2 separate regions of the Homo sapiens genome follow, and region 2 is linked to region 1. Evidence: chromatin loops called from intact Hi-C (ENCODE). Cell type or tissue: heart left ventricle. All regions are shown on one strand. Each heading gives the region's core, and the rest is flanking DNA. Links, peaks and the distances in the headings are about the cores only.

What was found. A loop is a pair of places that touch in the nucleus more often than their neighbours do. Peaks named below come from ENCODE experiments on the same cell type or tissue, not always from the same donor. Only the 100,000 strongest peaks of a DNase experiment are listed, where the experiment ranks them.
Region 2: it touches region 1 in a loop (4-fold over the local background); 3 of 110 quality-filtered maps call a loop at or near these places.

The regions. Positions count from the first base shown.
Region 1 is chr2:5,914,119-5,917,040 of GRCh38, forward strand. No RefSeq gene overlaps it. Among named protein-coding and RNA genes, the nearest start is that of SILC1, 17 kb to the right of the region's middle. In heart left ventricle, for the core only: CTCF peaks have their summits at 1,425 (motif pointing left) and 2,128 (motif pointing left); no DNase peak of the experiment used is centred there; H3K27ac peaks cover 1,836 bases.
Region 2 is chr2:4,990,687-4,993,608 of GRCh38, forward strand. No RefSeq gene overlaps it. Among named protein-coding and RNA genes, the nearest start is that of LINC01249, 340 kb to the left of the region's middle. In heart left ventricle, for the core only: a CTCF peak has its summit at 1,723 (motif pointing right); no DNase peak of the experiment used is centred there.

The sequences.
Region 1 (2,922 bases), core at 226-2,725:
TAACTTACACTCCTTAGGTAGGCAATTTTCAAACAATCTTCAAGGCTTGGTGCTTATTTTGCATATAAATGGCTGGGCTAATTTGCGCTGCTTATAGCTTAGACCCAAAGGATGCTGGCCAACTAGGGTTTTCTGGCCTTTCTGTGCAAATGAGGCTCTTTCATTTCCTTGAAGAGTTGAGCTCATTGGGAAAAAGCCAGAAGCATCGACAACAGTCAAGGATGGTGTTTGGGGCAGGAGTTTAATTAACTAATAGGAAGATTGACAACAGATGTTGAGAACCTGCAACAGGGGGGACTTCAGATAAGGTACCAGAAATTCCACTTTCACCCTTGATAGAGCACTTAGCCACTTTGGGCTTCTGTTTCCTTGTTTATAAAATAGGATTCTTTCATTCATGCATTTGTTTTTTCTTGTTTTTAAATAATGCCCATTTACCAAATCTTGTGCTAAGCTCTGGAGATACACAAAATAAATAAAGTGTGGGGCCAGGCTTTAAGTCACGCACTGTCACTAGGGAAGAGAAGATCCAATCTTTAGTGAGCACTTACTGCATTCTGACAGTGTTTGGTACTTTCATATGCATTCCATTCTCTAATTCTTACAACAACCAGGGGAGATCATCAGCTTCTTAGCCGCACTCTTAGAAATAGGAAAACTAAGACTTAGAGAGAGGAAGTACCTAACCTAAGCTCAGGCAGATGGTAAATGGCAGAGCCAGCTTTCACACTCAAGGCTGTTTGATTCCAAAGCCCATGTTCTTTTCACTGTAACACACTGTAAGCAAGTCATTACAGAACCAAGTGATAAGTGTTTTAGAGGAGGTATGTACAAAGAATTATGGGAGCAGAGTGGGGCGAGACTAATAATAGCTTCCCTGATGTTTCATAGGGCCGTCTGGAGGATCACATGCACTAATGGACTTGAAAGTGCTTTGTAAACTAAAAAGTGCTATATAAATATAAGGGATTATTGTAACCCACATATCCGGATCTGCTATGTGAGGGTGCTGAGTAATTCTCAGTGTGAGAAATACATGCTTGGACTATGGCTATTTAATTCCTTCATTTCCAGGACTTTCTTGGCATTCACTAAACCACAGGGGTGGGTCTGGCAGCCAGCAATCTCACACATTCTAAATGGAAGCTGATGCCTGTCAGCTGTGTGGGGACATTCCTGGGTGCTGAGCGCTCAAATGGCACTCCAGGTTTTTATCTCTGAGCTGAAAGGGAAAGGATTGATTTAGCTTGGAGAGCTCCCGAGCAACTCTCCTCCCTCTCCTGCTGTCCAGAACCCAGCAGCCCCTAAGAAGGCCCTCCCAATGCCTCAACTCCCAATGATTTCCTGCTGGGACTGCCCACAGAAATAAGCTCCAGCAGGGGCCAAGCTGAGTCACCGTCTCCACCTTGCGGTGGGGCCCTGGGGAGAGGGATGGCTTGGAGACAGGGCCTGTTTATAATTACAGGGATTTTCCAGGCTACCCAGGATGGGGACAGGGTGGATTGTAAGCAGTTGTGCTCAGTAGCCAGGGAGTGACAATAGGGCTGTGTGACCCAACTTGGAGTCCACTAGGAGAAATGTGTGACCAGGCTAAGAACAGAGATCCTCCCACCGGCCAGTACTGTGGTTAGCATGGGCACTGCCTTTGTGAATATCTATCTATTCACATGGATGGGCATCCTTATTTTTTCTAAGTAGGAAGGCCTATCATCTTATTGTAGACTTAATTTTAAGGCCTCTCTAACTTACTAGGGCTCATGAAAACAGCTCATACTGCTGCCCCTGCTGGTCTCTCTGTCTCCTAAACATACAGGTTTGTATCATGAAGACTGGCAGCCCAAGGGTCAGGCCTGGCTCATGCAAGCTTTTCCCTCTCCAATGCCTCACTCCTCCAAGGCAAGTCACAGTAGGACAAGCACTGGGGCAGACTTGAGGACTGGAAGAGAGGCCGACTCGCCTCCTTGCTGTCTGTCCTCCTTCTCCTGCTCAGCCACACCCCTATCTCATATGCATGGGGTTTTCACCAGGCTCCCTTGTCCCACGAGTGTATTGACACAACCCTGCCTGTTCCTTATAGTCTGCAGAACAAGGATTAGCACCCTCGCCTCAAGGGGTCCCTCTGCTGGTGGAAATGACCCAGAAAGAGAAGGCATCAGAAGCCCAAGGAGAACCCTACCTTTTGGAGGAGCCATGGCTGCAATGAGGAGTTTGACAGTCCCACAAATATTAACCATGTCCCCACAGAAAGGAATCAGCAAAATCCGAGAAGCAGAAAGGCAGGAGAGATGAGAGCCAGGAGAGAATCATTCCTCATATTTCAAGAAAAGAGATAGCTTTAAGAAGAAGAGGTAGGCAGTGGTTAAATTTCGGATAACATTAAATAGGATGAGGCTCCACCGAAGTTAAACCACTGATGAGTTTTACAAGAATGATATCCAGAACCTGGTGGAGATTTCAACAAACTGAAGTGGGAAGGAAGCAGATATAGACTGCCTTCCCTAGAACTTTGGAGGTGATAAGAATAAAAGAGGAAAATCAGAGAGATCAAGGGTTCTTTTATTCATTCATTTTTAATATGGAATCTTTTCATCATATTTATTGATTGGCAGGTGGTGTAAAGAAAGAGATTTAAGGCATGTCGGAGATAGCATGTTTGGTTGGACTAGTGCAGTCTCAGTTCAGACCTGATGGCCCCCTATGCCTTCCCATCATAGCTTCCTTTTCCTCCGGTTTGGATGAATTATTACATGCTTAGAAGGTTAGAAAAATAAGAGAGATTGCATTCAGGACCTCGATGGAGGGGTGAGCCTTTGTCTAGTGGAAAGATTCTGTTTCCTCTGGAGAGGTAAACAAGGAGAAAAATACCAGTGAAGACATACAAATATTTTGAAATGGATGAGAGGGAAAGGAGGCCATTGATAG
Region 2 (2,922 bases), core at 228-2,727, 920 kb before region 1:
TAGTATAATAGAGATGCTAATGTTACTGAAAATACATCCTTACAAACTCATTTATTGCTAACAATTAATGAGTTATGTATTCATATTTACCTGTGACATTTGGAATGGGCTCAGATAATTTAAAAACAAACAAAAAAGCGTTCTGCTAGCCTCCTCCCCTGCTGCCACTTTCTCCTGGGTGCTTATATGCACCCAGTCCATATCCAACCCAGGCTTTTCTCACATGTGGTTCCGGATCCATATAAAACCTGAAGGACATCCACATTTCTACCAGCATCGCACCCCAAAGTGAGTCGACAAAAACCCACTGAGACTCAATTTTTTATTGCATTGGCTTCCCAGTCCCAATAATATCTATCTATCTATCTGTCTGTCTATCTATCTATATATACATATATATATATATATATATATATATATATATATATATATATATATATATGTATGTATTTGAGATGGAGTTTCTTTCTTGTTTCCCAGGCTGGAGTGCAGTGGTGCAGTCTCGGGTCACTGCAACCTTCACCTCCCCGGTTCAAGTTATTCTCCTGCCTCAGCCTCCCAAGTAGCTGGGATTACAGGAGCCCGCTACCGTGCCTGGTTAATTTTTTTGTATTTTTAGTAGAGATGAGGTTTCACCATGTTGGCCAGGAAGGTCTTGAACTCCTGACCTCCGGTGATCCGCCTGCCTCAGCCTTCCAAAATGCTGGGGTAACAGGCGTGAGCCACCATGCCCAGCCCCTAGTCCCAATAACTAAATACGTATTTTGGTGACTTTTATTCTTTTTGCTTCAAGCAATCCCTCTCCCAGATTCTGTGAACATCAGCCTCACAGCTCAGAATGTCCAAACTAAACCCATTATCCTTTCTCCCCACCTTTTTCTTTCCACATGTATCAGTCCAGTCTCTGACACAGCAATCTAGGTTTCTCACAGGACTCCTTCCTTCTCTTCTTCAGCTACTCATTCATCGAGTATTCGTGCAAAACCCTATTCACAACTTTCTCCCCTTGAACCTGTCGCTGGTCAAACTTGGAATTTCACAATCTCTAGTTTGCACTTTTAAATTTTATCCTGTTTGGTTTGTGTATTTCTTCTTTTACATTTTTCATCTCTTGTCTATACTAACACCAGAAAAGCTTTATAAAGCACACATTGAGTCATGGTATCTCCCACTTCAAACCTTTCAGCCCTGTCCCCTGATTTAGAAGGTGAAGTGCACAGATGTTTTAGTGGGAACAGACCATGCATGACACGCTCCATCCCATCTCTCCAGCAACATCTTTAAGTACCCCCACTCCTGCCACCATCATAAGCAACATCTCTGTCATCATGATTTATGCATCTCTGTGCGGGGCAATTATGTGTTTCCCTCTATAAATTAACGTTCTATGATCTTACTAAGGGCAAACTTCATTTATTTGATCTTTGAACCTCCAGCGTGCATCATGATGCCTAGTTTAATAAAGAGTGTTTTTTAAATGAGGAAATAAAGTGATTACAGAAAAGAATGAAATGTGTTTCCTTAAGAAGCCTATTCCTTGTGATCAATAGTAAGAATTTAAAGATTATTAAGAGATAACATTTATTCTTAAGGTAATGAAGCTTAGTGCCAAAGAACAGGATTTTTCAGCCTCATCATTATTGCCAATATAGACCTGAGAATTTTTTTGTTGGTCCTGTGCATTGCAGGACGTTTATCAGCACCCCTGGCCTCTACCCACTAGATGCCAGTAGCACCCTATTCTCCCAGCTGTGACAGCCAAAAATGTCTCCAGGCATTGCCAGATGTCCTCTGAGGTATAAGATCAACCCCATTTGAAAACCATTGCAACAGAAGAACCAAACACCCGTGGGTTTCCGTGTCACTAACTGAATAGTAATAATAAGAATAACTCATATTGATCTTGCAAAGAGGGGCATGTGCTGTGTTGAGACGTTTTCATTACTGTTTTAATTATTTTTCTCAGGGTAATATTTACAGCAGCTCCAGAAGTTAGTTTTTGATTATCAGTTTTACAAATGAGAAAACAAACGTTCAGTGAAGTTCAGTAAAGATTACGTATCTGTTAAGAGGTGGAAAACAGCTTGGCCTCAGACGATATTCCTCTAGTCTTAGGCTGTGCCCTTAGCCATAAAGCTTCGCTTAACCTTGATGCCTTTTAAATAAGGAAGATTCTATTAAATATACCTGCATTCAATACAATTTAAGACAAAGAATAAGAAATATCAGTAAGAATTGATCACTACTCAGTCCATCAATATCTAAATGTATAGTCCTGTGTTTATAGATAAGCCCCTTCTGAAAATTAATAGTGTGTAAATATTTTGCTTTATTTCTTTTTCTTAAGCCTCAGAGAATATTAAAATTCTCAGTATCTCAAATAATATCTTTATTTGTAAAGTTATAAAATTGCACTGCGGAATTTCAATCTCTATACTTCTGTTCATTTCAAATATAGCCTCAGCCTTAAGACTATAAAGCCATTTTAAAATAAGAAATTTGTGGCTGAAGTTATAGATGCTAGGGGATTAAAAGATGAGTACATTGCTCAGTGAAAGAGTAGACAACAATATTAGGGCTTAATATACAACATTAGGAATAGATATTAGTTTTATTTTTCTTTTTACTAAGACTTTACCAACATTCCTGTGTGGGCGTTTATAGCAGAAATTAGAAATCAGAGCAGTGAGATTCTGGAGTAATTAGACACTCATCTTAGAGTATTTCTGCATTTTATTCTTTTCTGTAATCATTTATTTCCTCATTTTAAAAAAACACTATTATACCAGATATTTTGCTGTATCTTTTAAAATCAACATATCAAAAATGTTTGTGACTGACTGACCATAATTTTATTAGCCGAAGAAAATGTGATACTCTAAATATGTTTTCCTTAAAGAGCTTATATTTGCCAGAACCCGT